Linked DNA regions of Homo sapiens: region 2 is linked to region 1. Evidence: read pairs that join two places in POLR2A ChIA-PET (ENCODE). Cell type or tissue: MCF 10A. All regions are shown on one strand. Each heading gives the region's core, and the rest is flanking DNA. Links, peaks and the distances in the headings are about the cores only.

Evidence for each region. Peaks named below come from ENCODE experiments on the same cell type or tissue, not always from the same donor. Only the 100,000 strongest peaks of a DNase experiment are listed, where the experiment ranks them.
Region 2: POLR2A ChIA-PET joins it to region 1 with 6 read pairs; 3 of 35 experiments call an interaction of 5 or more read pairs at or near these places.

Annotation. Positions count from the first base shown.
Region 1 is chr7:30,317,280-30,328,193 of GRCh38, reverse strand. ZNRF2 (zinc and ring finger 2) reads right to left here. Exons shown (of 5, transcript NM_147128.4): 2 at 4,457-4,552. Among named protein-coding and RNA genes, the nearest start is that of MIR550B1, 33 kb to the right of the region's middle. RefSeq lists an enhancer at 5,396-5,445 and a silencer at 9,185-9,353. In MCF 10A, for the core only: no CTCF peak of the experiment used is centred there; a DNase peak (open chromatin) is centred at 5,773.
Region 2 is chr7:30,164,571-30,173,818 of GRCh38, reverse strand. It overlaps the pseudogene RPS27P16. Among named protein-coding and RNA genes, the nearest start is that of MTURN, 34 kb to the right of the region's middle. RefSeq lists enhancers at 3,911-5,110, 4,433-5,258. In MCF 10A, for the core only: no CTCF peak of the experiment used is centred there; DNase peaks (open chromatin) are centred at 1,838 and 4,428.

The sequences.
Region 1 (10,914 bases), core at 3,318-8,317:
GGAGCCAATTTCCATTTGGACTCATCACCTGTGACAGACATTTTGGGGGGGGTCTGACTTTAAAACCAGGTGGCATTAGAATTCCCCTTGCCTATGATAGGAAAGTACATTATTAACCTGCCACCTCTCTGTAACCCTCCAAATCAGTCCAGGCAAAGCTCCTTTCTCCTTCACTTACTCATAACTGGCCACTGTCCAAGAGCTAGTTTTAAAACCTCAAAAACTATACACGGTTTTTATTAAGAAGCTGTATTTGCTTCTTGCTGTGAATGTTTATACAATTAATACATACTTTGAATTTTTTATCTCTACAAAATAAAAAATAAAAGCCAGGCATGGTGGCATGCACCTGTAGTCCTAGCTACTTAGGAGGCTGAGGTAGGAGGATCACTTGTGCCCAGGAGTTTGAGGCTGTCGTGTGCCATGACTGTGCCTATAGATAGCCACTGAGCTCCAGCCCGGGCAACACAGCAAGATCCTGACTCTAAAAACAAAAATATATATATTTTTATTTTTTAAAGCTTTCAGTCAGCAACTTTAAGAATGCCTACAAGTTTATTTACTTATTGCATGAAATTTATTAATTTCTAGATTGAAATACTGTTAAATATTTAAAATTCGAAATATTTGGTTGTTATAGTATCCCCAAGCAGAAGGTTATATATTAGTTCTTAAGACACCAAACAAGTGATCTAGCAGAACAGTTTAATGACTTAGGCATAGTTAAATCAGGAAATTAAGAACTGTCAAATATCCAAACCTGACCAAAAACAAGCAATGGGGAAAGGATTCCCTATTCAATAAATGGTGCTGGGATAACTAGCTAGCCATATGCAGAAGATTGAAACTGGACCCCTACCCCACGCCAACCTCCTTAAACCACATACAAAAATTAAGTCCAGATGAATTAAAGACTTAAATGTAAAATCCAAAACTATAAAAACCCTGGAAGACAACTTATGCAATACCATTATAGACATAAGAACAGGCAAAGATTTCATGACAAAGGCACCAAAAGCAATTGCAACAAAACCAAAAATTGACAAATGGGATCTAATTAAACTAAAGAGCTTCTGCACAGCAAAGGAAACTATCAACAAAGTGAACAGACAACCTACAGAATGGGAGAAAATTTTTGCAAACGAAGCATCTGACAAAGGTTTAATATCCAGCATATATAAGGAACTTAAACAAATTTACAAGAAAAAAGCAAACAACCCCATGAAAAAATGTGCAAAGGAGATGAACACTTTTCAAAAGAAGACATAAATGTGGCCAAGAATCATATGAAAAAAAGCTCAACATCACTGATCATTAGAGAAATGCAAATCAAAACCACAAGGAGATACCATTTCAAGCGTCAGAATGCGTATTATTAAAAAGTCAAAAAAAAATACATGTTGGAGAGGCTGCAGAGAAAAAGGAACACTTAACACACTGTTGGTGGGAGTGTAAATTAGTTCAACCATTGTGGAAGACAGTATGGCAATTCCTCAAAGACCTAAAAACAGAAATACCATTTGACCCATCAATCCCACTACTGGGTATACACCTAAAGGAATATAAATCCTTGTGTTATAAGACACATGCATGCATATGTTCACTGCAGCACTGTTCACAAGAGCAAAGACATGGAATCAACCTAAATGCCCATCAAATGATAGACTGGATAAAGAAAATGTGGGTCCATATATACCGTGTGAATACTACACAGCCATAAAAAAGAAGATCATGTCCTCTGTGGAAACATGGATGGAGCTGGAGGCCATTATCCTCAGCAAACTCACACAGGAACAGAAAAGCAAATTCCGCACGTTCTCACTTGTAAGTGGGAGCTAAATGATGAGAGCACATGGACACAAAGAGGGGAACAATACACATTGGAGCCTACCAGAGGGTGGAGAGTAGGAGGAAGGAGAGGATCAGAAAAAATAACTAATGAGTACTAGGCTTAATACCTGAGTAACAAAATATCTGTAGAACAAACCCCCATGACACAAGTTTACCTATATAACAAACCTGCACATGTACCCCTCAACTTAAAAGTTAAAAAAATTGTTAAATATCACAATACACAAGAAGACTGTATTCTAGATATATTACACAAAAAGTAAACATACAGAATACTAAGACTGTGTGTAAATATATTATTATATGGTCAAATATATTTGTGATTTTCAAATTGAAAGCCAGAAGCTTTAAGATTTATGGATATTTAAAGGCACTCATATTAAACATAAACAATTATAGAATATAAGATAGTGGAGCAGGTATGAAAAACAAACCCATATACTTTTAGTCACAAATTTTGAATGAGAACACTTTCTATTTCTTAAATAACTAAACTTGAAGTAGATAATGCAAAGTAGCCAATTCAATTTCATAATGCAAAAAGGTTAGGATATAATCAACAAATACATTTATTATGCCAAGTAACTGCTTAAAACCACTTTCACATTTCATCAGCAAATGAATGGCAAAAAGTGCTCTATTGTCAACCCTGTAATAGGGTGGCTGAAGCACCACCATACTAGAAAAAGTGAAGGAAAGGGAAGAATTGAGAGACTGATTCTTAGATCAACTTGCAAAACACTACCAAAAGTAATATGCTCATTTCAATGTTAAATTCTACCCCTCCCAACATTTTTGTTACCTGAGGAGAAAGCTCAGATAAGTGCTGCTATATCTACTAAGTTTTTCATAGAACCTTTTTATTTAACCAATAATTCTTAGCTCAAAGAAATCAGTGACTATTACTATTAGTAGGCTGTAAGCTCCATTTCTGTTCATTCACTGCTATATCTCTAATTCCTAACACAGTACCTCGCACATAATTGATGCTCAAAATATATGTTGAATTTAGCCAATCTTTCAATTGGCTATAGTGTTTACTGGTACCCTTTCTACACATTTTATTTCAGGCCAAAATTTATATTTAAAAAAAATGAAATTTCTCTTAAGCTTTTGAAGTCTGTTTCTTTATAAAATTTTGAAAACAACTTTCATTTTTCCTTCATTTTATTCTATTCATTGGTTAGGACAGAACTACTTGATTTTTCCCCCCCAAGTCTATTCCAAAGTATGCCAAGGCTACATTTAAAATCTTTCCTAGGTTTTGGAATATCTAGAGATTTTGGTCAGGAAAGAATGGTACAGTCTAAAACACCAGACCTAAAAAAATACCAGTTCGCTCCAGAGCTCACAGACTAAATTTGTATATGGGAGGAAAGACAGAGACACATATGCACTGCATAGGTAGAGTTTTGGGTTTCTCTTAATGACTTTTTTCTCCCATTAGGCATCTATTTACTATTGAATAAACTTTTATTCTCCCTACTCCTCATATATGTTCCCTTCATTTACTCTATACTCTTAAACAAAAAGAAAAAAGTTGCAATTTCAACCATGCTTACTTACTTTTGAAAATGGCCATTATGAACATTACATTTTACTTAGGCTTAACCCAAAAGATTTTATTTCAATGCAGCAGTTCTCAAACTGTGGTCCAAAGAATCTTGTACAGTAGGAGAAGTGGAAGAGCCTTTGAAATCCTTTTAGATTAACAAAGTAAAAACTATTTTCATGGTAACACTAAGTATCTGTTTTTTTGTTTGTTTGTTTTTGTTTTTTTTTCTTTTTTTTTTTGAGACAGAGTCTCACTCTGTCTCCAAGGCTGGAGTGCAGTGGCACAATCTCGGCTCACTACAACTTTCGCCTCCTGGGTTCAAGCGATTCTCCTGCCTCAGCCTCCCGAGTAGCTAGGATTTCAGGTGTGCACCACCACACCCAGCTAATTTTTTTTTTTCTTTTTTTTTTTCTTTTAGTAGAGATGGGGTTTCACCATGTTGGCCAGGCTGGTCTCAAACTTGGGATCTCAGGTGATCTGCCTACCTCGGCCTCCCAAAGTGCTGGGATTACAGGTGTGAGCCACTGTGCCTGGCCATATCTGCCTTTTTCATTCCCATTCTCTCCAGTATAGCAGCAGAGTTTTCCAGAGGACACAAGACGTGCCATATCACAATAAACTGAATGAAGAAGCAGATGTGAGAATTCCTTGTCATGAAGCCTGATATTAAAGAGTTTGTAAAAATCCTGAAAATGCCACTCTTGTCACTAAATATTTTGTCTTAGAAAATTTACTTTTCATTTAAAAGTTGTCAACATAATTATATTTATGTTTAACAAAATAAATTAAAAATTATAAATTCTGTTTTAATTTATGACAAATATGGATAGATATAACCCAAGTAAAGAAAAACTCTTTGAAGTCCTCAGTAATTTTTTGAAGTGTAAAGAAGTCTTGAGATCACAGAATTTGAGAACCACTGCATTAATGCACTAGTAAAAATAGAGAAAACAATGTCCTTCCCTCCTTTTAAATTATACTTGAAACATGAAATTCATAAAATGTAAGTTAATTCTAACTTAAAATATTATTTTAAACCATTGGACTTACCATTATAGGTTATTCGTGGCTTTGTTAAACACATTACAAGATGCAAATCCATTTCATCTGAGGATACAAATTTTGAGCATACAGGGCACTTAAATCCTAAAAAACAAAAGAAACTCAAGTTACTTAACTATTCTGAATATCCAGCTATGGCTTTTAAAAAGCATGGAAAATCAAAAAGCGTTTGAAACTTCAATATTACACTTACTGCATTACACTGTTTATGTGCAACTCAAGTCAGGAAAATTTTGTGATTATAATATCTGACTTTTGTATCAGTTTATGAAGATGATCTCCTCATCAAACAAAACAAGTTAAAATGAGAGGGATGCAGTCCACTACAAACTCCTGTATCTCTCTCTGATGTACTGGTCCAGGTATTCTCGTTTTTAATTTTTTACATTAACCTGTACTCATGATTTCATGTTATTACAAGCTTTGTAATCTGACTACTCTTGTGGAAATTACCTTTACCAACTTGGTATAGTACACTGTGAGTCACAAGTTTTATAGCTAAACAGCACCTTAGACACTATTCTACCTCAATAACCTTAAAATTTTATCTGATGCAGAACGTGAAGCCTTTCAGAACAGCAAAAACAGGTCTAGAATCTAAGACTCCTGACTTCTACTTTAATGGTCTTTCTGCCACACCATGGCACTGAAGTCATAATGAAAACAGAAACTAGCATCAGATCGGGGTACAGGTTTTTGCAGTCAATTTTTGACACTTAAAAATTAGCTAGTTTCCTACATTATTCAATCTGCACTACTAAGTATTTGCCTGAAGTACTCCATTAAAAATAAACTAGCATAATAAAATAGGGACTATTTGATGTATTCAGCTCTGTTCTGCCCCCTCACTTACCAAGGTGAAGTGTCCCATCCCTGCCTTCTTGCTGCTAAGACAGTCCTCAGATATACCATGTTCCCCTGCTGTCCTACTGCTCCCTCCCCTGACACCACTAAGCTGTTTGGAAACCTGAACCCAGATAGCCAACTTATAGTTTGGCTAGGCACAAATCAGAAGTGGAACAAAAAGATGGCATAGGCCAATCAATTTTTTTTTTTTTTGGAAATATGATTAAGAAACAGTGAGAGACTATATTGGCCAGCAGTAAAGAGCTTAAGCAGAAAGGTCAAAAGTAAGTAAAAGAGAGACAGTGGTGTCCATGACGGCTCAGGTGTAAGCTGAACTTACGAGAGAACAGAAACTATAGGCAAGCACAAGAAAGAAGGCCACATGAAGCTAGAGTGTAGACAGGAACAGAAGCACTGTGAGAGACAACTAATAAGATGGGTGGTGAAAGAGACGTTTTGGCAGCTCTCTAGTTCCAACACATGTGTTCTCACAGGAACTGTCCTCCCTTCACTGTGATGTGAAACTCACTGCAACCAAATGAGTGAGGCTAGAATTATACCTCATGCCGAACTTTATAAGGATTGGGAAAAAGATTTTGGCACAGCTAATCCTCCAGGTATTCAATTTCCTAAATGAAATATATGATTTTGTACAATGTTTTTCAAACTGTAGTACATGCATTTTAAAAGAAAGGAATAAAGGTATGTTTACTTCAACTTCTTGAAAACCACCAAAAAGAGAAAGAAAAAAAACAGGAAGGAGGATTCGATTAAAACAAGTTTGTCCAACGCATGGCCTAATGTGGCCCAACACAAATTCATAAACTTCCTTAAAACATTATGAGATTTTTTGCAGTTTTTTTTTTTAGCTGATCAGCTATTGTTAGTGTATTTTATGTGTGGCCCACAGAAGCCAAAAGATTAGACACCCCTAAAAATGAAACTATAAAAAATGTGGCCCAAGGAAGCCAAAAGATTAGACACCCCTAAAAATGAAACTACAAAAAAACTATAATGGCCAAACACAGGCTACATCGAATACTGTGAAACTGATCAACCATGGGGAGAAAGCAGAGATCCTAAAACTGCAACCAGATTTTAAGCATCAACTAAAGAATTCTTGCCTTGAAACTTAAAAAATTTGCTTCCCTGAAGTTAAACTTAGCATAAACGAGGGCAAGAGGCAACTGATTTGAAACATCAGAATCATCTGGGTACTGGCAAACAAACTTAAACAAAAGTGCAATACTGTGAACCTAAAAAGCCTCACTTGAGAGCCATCCAACTGCCTACAAAGTAGAGCCTAAGGGGAAAAACAGTACGTACAAAGAACCACCTGGATTTCTAGTTAAATACAGTGAATTAAACACATGTTTCTCTCTCCTCCCCTCCAAAACCTACTAAAATGAAAATAAATAATATTTAATAAAAATGAGTTAAAGAACTTGAGAGAAGTCGGCAGCAAATGAGAAAAAAAAAATAGATGAAAGCATCAACGGCACGGAGCAAACACAGATCCTGAGTGTCTGCACAAGTAAGCCAATTCTCACTAAATAATTCCCAAAGGACTCAGGCATCTGGAGCTCCATGACTTCCCAACACAGTAGTGATACATGAGGCTAAAATCTAGACTGACTGAAAGACTGAATAAAAAACAGATCCCGAGGTCCCCAATCCATTACATACAGCCAAGCAAATACCATACCCCCACTAGAGCATGAGAATGGAGATTTACTGTGGGGAAAACAACAACAACAACAACAAAGAATATTCGGAATTGAGAATACCAGGCACGGCAACGGGCAGGGAAGAAAATAGAAGAATAAAGATCTCCGAACTGAAAAAGGCCCCACTCCATAGCCTCCATCTCTACTAAGAAATTGGTAGATTCTTCTCTTAAATCAAAAGGTCTCACAGAATGATACATCAAAATCCTTGACTATTAATAAGCCTTATCTTTGCACATAAAGCTTCCAATCAGTTTTTTAAGGCAGCTCTAAGGCATTATGCAACAAAAGAAAAAAAATGTATCATGGTTAAACACATCAGAAGCAAATTCCAAAGACAAATAATGAATTTAAAATATTTGCAATGTATATCAAAAACAAAAGGACAATATCCTTAATATACAAATGCTCCTTGACTTAGGATGGTAAATTGAAAATATCTTCAGTTGAAAATGCATACACCTAAACTACCAAACATCGTAGCTTAGGCTAGCCTACCTTAAATGTGCTCAGAACCCTTTCAATACCGTATTCAATAAATTACATGAGATATTTGGCTCAGCACCACCGAGTTTCATTATGAATATTGCTAGCCCTGAAAAATATTGAAATTCAAAGTATAGTTTCTACAGAATGCATATCACCTCCACACCATTATAAAGTCAAAAATCCTAAGTTAAACATCTATGTAAAGCACTCTTAAAACTGTATACATATATATGATATGCATGTGGGTACTACTAGTATGTATTTACATATTTACTTAACCACAGCCTGTCCATTTCTAAATTCTTTGTTTTGATTCATCCTTGATTCATCTCTCTCTGTATAGTTATCTTTCTATATACCTGAGTAGATTTATTTATAAATGTATGTATCGATAAATTATTTATATAGAGAAATTTCTCTATGTATATATAGAAAGATCTGTATAGAGATCTACATATATAACATATATAGATAATTATTTGGGACACATGGCAGAGGGGTCTTCAGAGCTCTTGGAAAAAAATGGGACTCAAGAAGTGTATTATCTTTAAATACTCAGACTCAGGACTCAACCAACAGATGAATCAAAACAAAGAATTCGTGGTTAAATAAATATATAAACTCACGGACACACAGGTAGTACACACATGCACGATTCTATTTAAAAATAAAAATATGTGTAAACAACTATAGGAATTATCTCTACAAAACAGTACTAAATATTACAAATGTAAACAGTGTGAAAATGATCAAACTAACAAAAACTGGGATGGGAACAGCAGGATCATCTTGGTGTATAAAAGGCCAAGAGAGACTGTGATGAAGAGAGTCAACAGTAGAGATGAACCAGATCATTCTGCTCTTGTTAAACAGAGAAGAAAACATATAGACAATGAATCACTAGTGTCATTAATCCTTCTCTTCTACCCAAAGAACTTTTAGATGGTCACCAGTATCCTACTAAGGTGTCATCTTTCTCCAGGAATCTTTCTCTAAGTGCTCTACCCCAAGGTCAACTTGATCATTCCCTCCCTTTGTATTTCTTCCATACCTGGACAATACTTCAATGCAGCACATGGCCCTGTGTTTATTTACATGTCAATCTCCTTATTATCCTTAATAGTCAGGTGAAAATACAGAAATGTGAGGCCCAATAGACCTGGTAAAAATCCTGTTTCTATTACATACAGACTAGGTGACCCAGGGAAGGCACTTCAGCCCTCCAGGCCTGACTTCTTCCCTGTAAACACTGATACTACTACTTACACATTAGAAATTTGGTGAGAATTAAAGATTATAATGTATATATAATGCCTGCAACATAGTAAGTATTCAGTAAACAGTGGCTATCATTTATTGAAATTTTCCCCTCTACACTTTTCAGACAACTCTTATTCTTTGTAAATTCTTAAAACAGTACAGTTCTTGCCCAGGAGTTTGAGGCTGCAGTGAACTATGATCCTACCACTGCACTACAGCCCGGGCAACAGGGTAAGACTCTGTCTCTAAAAATAAAGAGTACAGTTCTAAAACGACATTTTTTTTTTTTTTTGAGACGGAGTTTCGCTCTTTCACCCAGGCTGGAGTGAAGTGGCGCAATCTTGGCTCACTGCAACCTCCACCCCCTGGGTTCAAGTGATTCTCTTGCCTCAGCCTCCCGAGTAGCTGGGATTACAGGCACGCACCACCACACCCAGCTAATTTTTGTATTTTTAGTAGAGATGGGGTTTTGCCATGTTGGCCAGGTTCGTCTTGAACTCCTGACCTCAGGTGATCCGTCCGCCTCAGCCTCCCAAAGTGCTGGGATTGCAGGCGTGAGCCAACACACCCAGCCTCTATAATGACATTCTTTAATAATAAAATCCAGATTCCTATTAAGAAAAACTTTCTGTAACTACTCAATGACACATACTGCTGCATCAAAGTTACTTTACCAAATGCTTTTCCATTGTTGATGACTAAGGCAAAAAGATTTTTCTTTGTATCTCCAGTGGCCCAACCCTACTTTTAACTCAGTATTTGTACATTGTTTCCTCCTAGAAACCAACCACAAACAAAAAGGGACTGATCCTAAACCTGAGACTGGTGAATACACCAATTGGCAGGAAAAATACAGGTGAGATTTTTGGGTTTTTTGTTGGTAGAAAAATTACTCCAACCACCAAGTCAGATCTGTTAGGCATGACAGAAGATGAAGGCCCTATTATGAGATTTACATACCAAATCATTATTCTACAACTGCAAACAGGTCATCTAAATGCAACTTTCTTAGTTATGAGAGTTCCCAATAACCACAAACAAAATAAAGACACCAGCAAAAATCACCCAGAAGAACTGATCCTCTCAATCACTATATCCAAAGAGAAATAAAGGTAACCAGGGACTACATTAGAGACAGATGAGATGCCAGATGTTTGGACTCTTCTATTTTAACCTTTATAATAATCCAAATATTCTGCCCCTCCCCCAGATGTCATGAACCTCCCTCCTATGTCATCGACCTCACTGGCTATAAATGTTCTCTATCCAAAGCCGGCACTCCAAGTTTCCCCAAAATCAAAACCATTCCTTTATACTGTCCCTAAAACAAAGCTCCACTCCATCTGATCTCAATTAGGTAATCTGACTAATTTATTTCCAGAAGGCAATAATCAATAGGCTTAACACTCCCCTACGTAGAAATGCAATGAATATGACAAACAATGGAATGAATCAGTGACAGAGGAATGGGTTCAGGAGATTTTTACAGCAAGTAACCTCCATCTGCTACACCAGGCCATACAAAGCTCTTCAGGTAATACAAAACAGAAGCTGTCATTCCATCTCTGATAACAGAACTAAAGAATATTAACCATAAGGAACCTACACTCTCTCTGTTTAAACTGCTCACTTAAAGAGAATATAGGTCTAAGTGGAAAGACATCAAAAGTGCCAGAACTCAGCTCTTCTGATTCCTAGGCTTTGAGCTTTCTGTCACAGCATCCTGGCTGTTGGCCCTCTTTTGCATTACTGAATGCATGCAAGCAACCCCATGCCACCATTCCCTGTACAAGGCTTTCCCACTATTTCCCACTATGAGCCTAATACAAATTTGGTGTTGCCATTTAATTATTTTCCTCCAATAGAACATACCCATTACATCTCCATGCCTTTGCTCTTGATTAAGCCAATATTTTCATCCTACTTTACTAAAAATTTACTCCCATCCCTTCAAGCCCAGATCAAGTCTCACCATCTCAATGAAATCTTTTAGAGAACTCAAAAGCAAAATGTCCTTCTCTGTCCTACTGAATTCCTTTTACTGATAACACTCATTTGACATATCATGTGTAATACTACTTCTGTGTAGATCTTATCTCCCAAATTTGATACCTGTGGGGCAGA
Region 2 (9,248 bases), core at 1,319-6,318, 150 kb after region 1:
GATTCCAGGGGAGGCTGGGTCTTCAGGAAGGAAAGGCCTCCCCATCAGACCTCCTGGCCAGCCACTGTGACTGTGCCCTGCAATGGCCCTGGCTGCCCGTTCTACTGCCTTTTGTGGTTACATTCCCCTAACGACTCAGGCAGCCACTGCTAAATTACCACCTATGGCTTGTGGCCATTTCCTTACTAAGCCAACTGAAGCAAGACGGTCCTGGCCTCTTGGTGCAATTCATTTTCCAAAATCCAAACCTAAAACTCCGGACTGCTCCCTGGGTTTGGCAGAGCTCAGCTGTAAACGAGGAGAGGGAACGTACAGGCAGCTGCTGCTACTGTCAACTCATCTGACATCATGCCAGGGCCGCTCTACCATTGTGTGCGACAGAACAATGCCTTCTCTGGCAGAGGAGGCTTGCAGTCTTGCCCCTTGGTGTCTGTCAGGGACTTGGCCGACTTCTCAGCAGGCCAAGAGTGCTGTGTGTGGCCCAGGAATGCCTTCTCTATAAATAGAAGTCATTTGCTGTGCTTCCAATGGGCTGGCAGCCTGAACAGCATCAGCATCATGCTGTACATTCTGCACAGGCCCAGCTGTGGGCGCAATGGTGCAAGATAAATCCGGGAGAGGAGGTGGTGCTGTTAGCAGGCAGCTGTTCAAATCCCATAGCCTGGGGCCACCACAGACCAGCACTGGCAGCTGCAGCTAGCTTCACAGGGAGTCCAGGCAAGTCAGAGATTTTGTTTGCCTGGCAAGAAAATGAATTTGAATCATCACTCGAGACTCACTGACCCATCTTGGGCACAGATTCTAGTTGTCTGTGCACACGAGTTACAATGACTTGGGCTCCCTGAAGTTAACACACACCCTGCCAGGAGGAAGGACAAGTGGAATCTGGTCCCAGTCAGAACCCAGTCTGCCACCCAGACTCTAGGAAGGTGTCAGAGCTCTATTACAGTTCTCTCAAATCCAAATTCCCATTCCCATCTTTCAGAATAGCAAGGAAATGCCAATTTCCAATGGGGTTTGAAGCAGAAGGGTCAAGTCTATGGTTAGGGTGAACACACGTGGTCACTAAGGCCTGCCTGAACAGTCACCAGGGAGAAGGGCAGGCCTGCCAGTCAGTAGAGGGAGAATGTGTCACAGCAGTAATGAGAAGGGAGGTACGAACCCAGAAGTAGGAAAGGAACACCAATTAGAATGAAGTAACTGGAAAAGGAAAGCAGATGGAAGCGAAAAACAAATAGGGTTTTGTATTAGTCAGTTCTCACTGCTATGAATAAATACCTGAGACTGGGTAATGTATGAAGGAAAGAGATTTAATTGGCTCACAGTTCCACTTACTGGGGAGGCCTCAGGAAACTTAACAACCATGGCAGAAGGCAAAGGAAAGGCAGGCACCTTCTTCACAGGGCAGCAGGACAGAGTGAGTGCCAGCAGTGGAAATGCCAGATGCTTATAAAACCATCAGATCTCATGAGACTCACTTATCATGAGAACTGCACAGGGGGGCCGCCCCCATGATCCAATTACCTCCCCCTGGTCTCGCCCTTGGCACTTAAGGATTATGGGGATTATGGGAATTACAATTCAAGATGAAATTTTGGGTGGGGGACACAGCCAGACTATATGAGGTTCTGAAGGCACAGAGTCTCGAAGGCCAGCTGCACCAACCACTTCCATGGAGTCAGTGGCCCAGCGCCAGTGGACCGACCCCGGGAGATCTTCAGGAACCTGCCCTACTCCTTTGGGGATCATGAAATCGTGGTGCCTGATGGCAGATGATGAGGATTCATCAAAGATTCTTAGATAGTGTTTGAAAAAAAGCCTCATCATTCCAGGCTTCCGGTGACTCAGAGCAGTGAGCAGGAGCCTGGATGTCCACAGTTCTAGATGTGAAAACCTAGGTGACTTCATTAAAGAAATGCCACCCCAAGCTCCCACCTCTGCCTGGGAGGCACATGGAGCATTTTTCTGCCCCTAGGCCACCCCACTGGAATGGGGCAGTTTCGGAATCTTCCCAGAGATGGTGCAGAGGCAGGCAGCCTTGGAAAAGCTACACCAGTGACCTGAAAGTGCTCTTGTGCCTGGGACAGCCTCTACCTTAGGTTGGAAAGCAGGCGGGGACACAGCACATGTTCTTGCCTTCCCACTAGAATAGTCTAGGGCTGTGTCTGCTTCATGACTTTCCAATTGGCTGATGACACTTTCTGGATGGTCATCTAGGGATCATGGGGTGGGGGCACAGAGACCTGTACCATCCACCCCCTCCAGTTCCTATTCCCTGATATACCTGAGAATCTCAGAGACTTACCAACCACATGCCCCAATGTTGGAGACCTGAGGTCCAGGGAAGGGGCACAGGAGCTTGCATTTCAGATGCTCTGACTTCCAGCACCTGCCACTCAACACATGAATGAGAGTGCACTGATCTGAGAGTGAAGCAGCCTTCCCATGTCCCCCCAGAGAAAGAGTAACACTGCCTTTCATCTCCCCATGACCCATGCATTCATTCATTCGACAAAGGTTTCTAGAAGGCCAGGACTGTGCTAAACACTGGGGATTCTGTGAAGAACAGGACAAACAGAGCTTTGCCTTCATTAGGTTTATGATCCAGTGGATGGACTGACAAGAAACAAGCAAACAAAGAAATGAGTACAGAATGGCCTATTTAGATAATGACATCTGCCTTCTTCTGAAGTGTAATCCTCAACTGGCCAACCTGATGGCATAATTATATCATGAGAGTGCAGCGAATTTCTGGGAGTCCTCTGATTCAGTCTAGGCTCACTGTTCCCTTTGCAATACTTTCATCTCCTTCCTGTTGGGGCCAATAGATGTACCAAGGGTAGTGTCGTCATTTTTCTACGCAATCAAGCATGCAGCCAAATACAACTTGGCCTCTGCTCATTCATATCCCCTAAATGTCACAGAAGCAATGTGACATCCTATGATGAGAGACCATGCTTTGGAGTCAGGCACAACTAGCTGCCCCCAGCTCTGTCACCATGTGAGCTTAGAAGAGAGACTTTTTTTTCCCCAAGTTTTGAGATGTTAATGGAGATCACTGTGGCATCTGTACAAGGATTTTATTTTTATAGAATGAGATGTGTTAGGATCAGGAAGGAATTTTGCCCAGCTCCTGGCACCCAGTCACGTTGTGATGAATCTTGGCTCCCTGTAGACATAGTGAATGACATGGTGAGCCTGGAGGCCGGCTCAACCCAGAGTTTCTTAAAGTGTGGTCCATGAACCACCTACATGAGGACGGCCTGACATATTTGTAAACTGTAAACCTGGAGTATTTGTAAACTTGCAGCTTCCTGTGTCCAGATTCTGTCTCCAGATTCTGGAGCGCAGCCCAAGAATCTGCATGTTTCACAGCACCAACCCTCCGCTCTGGCCCCACCACCAGGTGATTCTTAGGAGCCTTAAAGTTTGAAACTTGCTGGCTTGATTGGTGGGCCAGGCTTTTGTTACCCTGAGGGTCAAGAAATCACTTTTTAATGGTCAACCCTAAGCAAAAGAGCTTTCATAGGTGTAGAGAGTCACCTCACCCACAGCCTCCTCACCAAAGTACTTCTGTGTGGGAAGGGAGACTTTCGGGACTTTAGCATTCCTCTGCCCTGGCTAAATCCCCTCCACTCAGCACCTTAGGGCCACCCAAAGGAATTACCCACCCTATTTCAGGGGGATGGCAAGACCCAGCTAATGTTGTTTCTGGACATATTGGTATGTCAGGAGGTTGGATCTGCCAGGAGCTTCCTTACAGGAGGACCCAAGGAGCCTCAGTGGGCAGAGCTCATCCTAAGAAAAACATGTCAAGCTCACAAACTGGGTTCATGGGTGACAATGGCAAGGCTGGATGAAAAGGAGATTCTGGCTCTGTTACTCAGAGCAATGTCCAACTGTTTGGACTCATGCCCCTTCGGTGAGTGGCTGGAATGAAAGATGAATAAAAATGGAGAGAGCTGTCACTGGGGCATCACTCATTGCTCATTGGTGTGGCACTCTCTGTGGTCACTGGCAACAGCACCCTGGACCACACACCCAGGTCCTCACTGCCTCATGCTGGCAGCCTCAGGGTAAACACTGGTGGGTAGTGGCAGGAAAGTGGGCTCCTCTGGTGGGTGACCTTGTGCCCCTCTGTGGGCTCTGGCAAACCCACTGCCATTATGGGGTTCTGCAGCATCAGAAGAGAGGCTGTGCACTAAAGCCAGGGAGAACACCCGGTGCCACAGAAGATGAACTTGGGAAGCACACGAGTCAGCCCCCTAGGACCACCTCCCGGAATATTTGGGAGGAATACGAGAAGGGCTGGGAATCCCCAAAGTACGCGTTACAGTCACAGAAATGTGAATTTGTGAGTTGATGTCACTCTCTTCTTACCCCCAGGCTGGTGTGGTTTCGGGAAGATGGATGATATCAGCAAATGTTCTGAGGTTGGGAAACAGGATTAGTCACCCGGCCCAAGAGGATGAATTCCCTAGTTTCTGTCTCCTTGGTGACATCACTGCTCCAAAGCGTACCATAAGATGGTGCCGGATGAAAAGTTCTATTTCTAGAGTTCTCATAAAAGTGCCATTATTTTGTTGATGGATTAAGAGGCCAAGGTCACTGTATTTCCCAGGAGCTTCCCTGTCCACTCCACATATGGAATGCTCTTCCTCAGCAGTGGGCAGGCAGGACTGTCCTCCAGGGAGACAAACTCCTAGCGGCAAGCAGCATACCCGGCTCGGTGTTTTACTTTTATCAAAATCCTGTCTGTAGTCACCAACACTAGCTTTCAGATTGAATTTTTCAAGAGCATGTGGCCAATTGTGTCTGTGTTCTTCCACAGTTTAGAGGTATGGGGTCAAATTAGGGTTTGAAAAGCACCCCAGGGAATATTCTTTCATGTGCTAAGCAAAGGCTTGGCCAGAGTTCTGAAGAGCCGAAACCCTGCGAATGGATTTGATGAGTTCATTAGCATCGAGCGAGATGACAGTTTTGGCTTGCTTCTGAATGACAGGTTTTTTTCAAAAGCTTGTGAGGTGAACATGGAGAAGATGCTTCCTACCCACCAGGGAGGCACTGGTTTGTGCTTCCAGAATCAAATCACTATCTCACTTAGCCTTGCTTGTAACCAATTACAGGAGCTATTTGGGAGCTGGCCAGGGTCGGAAACAGAGTCTTTGAAGGAAGGGGATATCAAGAGAGATCAGGATAACTTTAGCTGTACCATGAAGCATAACCCACTCCTCAGCCAAACCACCAGTTTTAGCCTGGGGATGCGAGATAGGCAGGAGAGTAGCAGACGATGGGAGAAAGCAGATCGGATCATGGCCCTTGTGAGGGTTTTGGTCAACTTTACATATACAGGACCAAAAGTAAGCGTGGCAAAGAATGGCTAAGCCATCTTCCACTGAGAAAACTTGGCCAGGTGAGCAACGTATGCTTCTACCCAAGTAAACTGGTTTGCCCGAGGCCCCTGGAGTGAAATCTCCACAAAACACCAAAGAAACAATCCATGTGCGTTGAGATGACTTCATTCATCCCTTTCCCTTTTTTGACTCCCTCTTCCTCACTCTCCCACACATCATCCTAACAGGAGGAAGGAAAAGGACTGCTTAAGCATCCAGGGTTCTCTCCAGCCAGAGCTGCCATGGAAAGCCAGCTGGCAAACAATGCGGGCTCAACAAGAGTCATTTTTCAGATGGGGATTTTTCTCTGAGTACAGTTTGAAAACTAAGGCCACTTGGAAATATGAAGGGCATGTTTTGTATTTCCCAGAATGTGTGTATGGGGATGGTATCTCATTCTTCTTCCCTTAGAGTGCTTTCTGTGCTGCTTCCTCCTACAGGAACGTCCTTCTGTGGGTCTTGCTTTTCCTCCTGTGCGCTGGCAGAGAGAGGATGGTGGCGCGGCCAACACACGTTTGTGACTGAAGACCATGGTGATTTTGTAGCATCCTGGGTATTTCACATCCATGAAGTAGGAACGGAGGCTCTGCCCTGGGTGCTGCTGCTTGGGTCTCCTTTTCTGGAGAGGGATGAAGACCTCGGCGAGAGGCATGTTCTTGTGGGGAGGTCATCGCTGCTGGGAAGGAGAGGACATGCTTCTTGTCTAGTAAAGGCCTTGATGACACCCCATATTAAATTCAGGGAATGAACCTCTTTATTACAAAGTGCTCCACATCAGGCAAGGTGGGAGAGGAGAGAAGGGGGGGAGCGTGGGGTCCGGTGGGACAGACAGACCCGGGCCAGCTCTCCCAGATGCATCTGATGAGGTGAAAGCATCCACCCAGAGTGGCATCACCCAGAGTGAGACTTGAGGGGGGACTGTACATTTCATGTCCTTTCCCGTTACTGGATTTACATTTCTGACTTTAGGGAATACTGAAGTAAAATTTTTAAATTCTGACTTTCCAGATCCATTCCAAAGTTGATTCTGCACAACAGTTTGTAGTTTTTTTTAGCCTCTTGTAGCCCCAGGCTCAAAATGCCCCCTAACATTCCTGAGTAGAAGAAACTAAACATCTAAATGACCAAAGTCATGCAGGAAGGCACGCATCAGATCCAGAAACCCAACATGCATTTACACATGACACTGCCTCCTCCTCTTTTCAAACCTGTGCAGCTCTATGCTCCTTATTTTTGTATTTCCAAAGGTTTGTTTTTGACTCACCTTTCCTGCGTTCCTTTCTCTCATCCGTGCATCATTTGGAAAACACAAAAGTGCTGCTCCTGAGGTTTAGCACCTTCTCCCTGTAGCCACTCACCAGCAAGCCCACTCTCCCATGGCAGGACCTGGAGCCTGTCATTCGGGAACCATGTGATAGCACTCAGAATCTTAGAAGCAAGAACAGCAGATTTGGAGTGCCTGCATTTCTTATGGGATACTGATCTGGCCAGCTTTTCTTTCCCATAGGAATGGAGAAAATCGTGGCAGAGATGATCCAAACAACCCGATGAGCTCAAAAGTGAATTGTGTTTGCCTTTGAAATGGGGTCTCAGATTTGCACTTATTCCTTCTGCACAATAGCACGACAGTCATCCAGCAGTGGCGGTGGTATTGAGGGTGTTTGTGCACGCTGCCTCTGCGTGGAGCAGGAAGGCAGGCTAGAAATGTATTTGGATGGCTGAGGGGTAGGGCCACAGACTGGAACCCTTGGTGTGGGATGGTGACTCAATGGCATGTTACCACACATCAGCAGACGAAGAGAGCTTTCTTCTTGCTCCCAGGCCTCCTCTTGACTAGACAATGCATTTCTGCTGCTGGTTGCTTCAAGGTAACTCTGAGTAAAAGCCCTTTCGCTATGAGGAGGGAGACACTTAGAGGAGTCTGTAACACCCTTGTAAAGAGCTCCTCAGGGAACAAGGTCTAGAAAGAAGGGTACAGAATGGAAAGCCAATTGGTTGTTTCCCCAGCCCTGCCCCCATCTGAGGATCCTGTTTTATAAACTTGTCGCCCCGGTTCTTCCAGTCACTTTCAAAAATCTTTGTAAGTACATGGATACCAGAAAAAAAATGTGTCTGCTATTATCCTAAACCACCCTGCGCGGCCAACCTGCCCACAGGCAAGGCAAATAGCTAGGGAAATGCTCTCTTCACTCCATCTGTTCCCAGGCAACCATGGATATTAGCAGCATGCACTGCGTGAAGTATACGGGCAGGCAGGGCCTCTGTGCTGTGGTGTGAAAAAAAATCATAGATTTCAGTAAATGTAAGACCAACACCCACGACATTCATTATTCAGCAGAGTAGTTAAGAGTTCTGAAACCAAACTGCCTGGGTCCAAATCCCAGCTCTGGCACTTACTAGCTGTGTGATCTTGTGAGAGTTACTTAGATTCTCTGTGCCTCAGTTTCCTCATCTGTAAAAAGAGAATATCAACCATAATATCTACCTTGTAGGATTGTTGGAGGGATTAAATGAGTTAAAAGAAACTTAGTACAGTGTGTGGCACTTAGCAAGGACTACATAAAAGTTTGTTACAAAAAAATTTTTATATGTAATAGCACACACAGGTGGGGCATATTTACTCAGCACTGTTGGCTTCATGACAAAACAACTGAAAAGTCATCAGAATCAGACTGTTCCATACTTGCAAAGAATACAGCCCATACTCACGAGGATCCAAACTCAGCATTTTGAAATCTAATAGTACTAGTGAAATCGCTGTTATGCCACTAAGTGCTAAGATGTTAAGACTGGGCTTCCATCGTGCCTGTGACATATTTGTTGTCCTTTCCACCAATGTATCTTCTCAGTGAGTGAAAGAACCTCAGGGTCCAAGGCTCATCTAATCACCCAGCAGAGTAATTGTCAATACTATTTGTGTTATGGGTCAAGCCTTCCTTAGTAGACAGGAACAGTAAACCCTGAACAGAAGGGGCAAGGGAAAGAGAAGGGAGGAAAGCCTTTGTATTGTTTCCCCTTCCTGTTCCTTGTTGGGCCAAAATGAAACCCCGGGGCAACACCAGGAGCCTCTGTGGCCTCCCAAGGCTGCCTGTCGTTTTGGACTTGAATTCCGGTGGTCTATGAAGCCTGTGGCCATCACTGCACAGTGCTCTTGGGTCTTGTACTTCGGGGATCCACAGGTATGTCTGCAAGTTTTTAGGGGCTCCCAACTATCTCAGTTCTGGCCAGACCTCCTGAAGATGCTCAAATCCTCCCCCAGCCCACCCCTGATCTGTGCAGGCTTCAGGGAGCCAGATATGGATTCTAGGTAGAAACCTGTGTTCCCTGATGTTCCACTGGAAGTTGCAGAGTTTAACAGGCTACGGGCTAACAAATATTTTGAAAGGCCTTGGAACACCCAGCATCCTCCCACCTTGCTCCAAGCAAAATGCAATGTGCCTTCCATCTCATCTTCGGCATTTCCCCAGCCCTTCTCAGCATGAGCTAAATGGCACACTTCATCGACCGGTCAATAAGTCATGTTTATCGAACTGACAGTGTGTGACGCAGGGGTGTGGGAGCTGCAAAGATGGGTGAGCAGGGAAAAAAACAACCCAGTCAAATGTTAGGGTTTATGTATAAAGAAGGCGGCTCTTCACTTCTCTTTCCCCAGCCTGGACATTCACCAACCCTCCTTTCCAAAAGCTCCACAAGGAGATGGGCATCATGATCACCCTGAACTCAAAAGCCCTTTCTTTATGTGGTGCTGACCTCTAGAGGCTTCTAATTAAAAAGCATCCGAAAGGGCCAACTTAATTTTACTGCTGGTTTTTACACTGTACATTGTTGCCCTATTTCCCAACAAAATAAGGATAA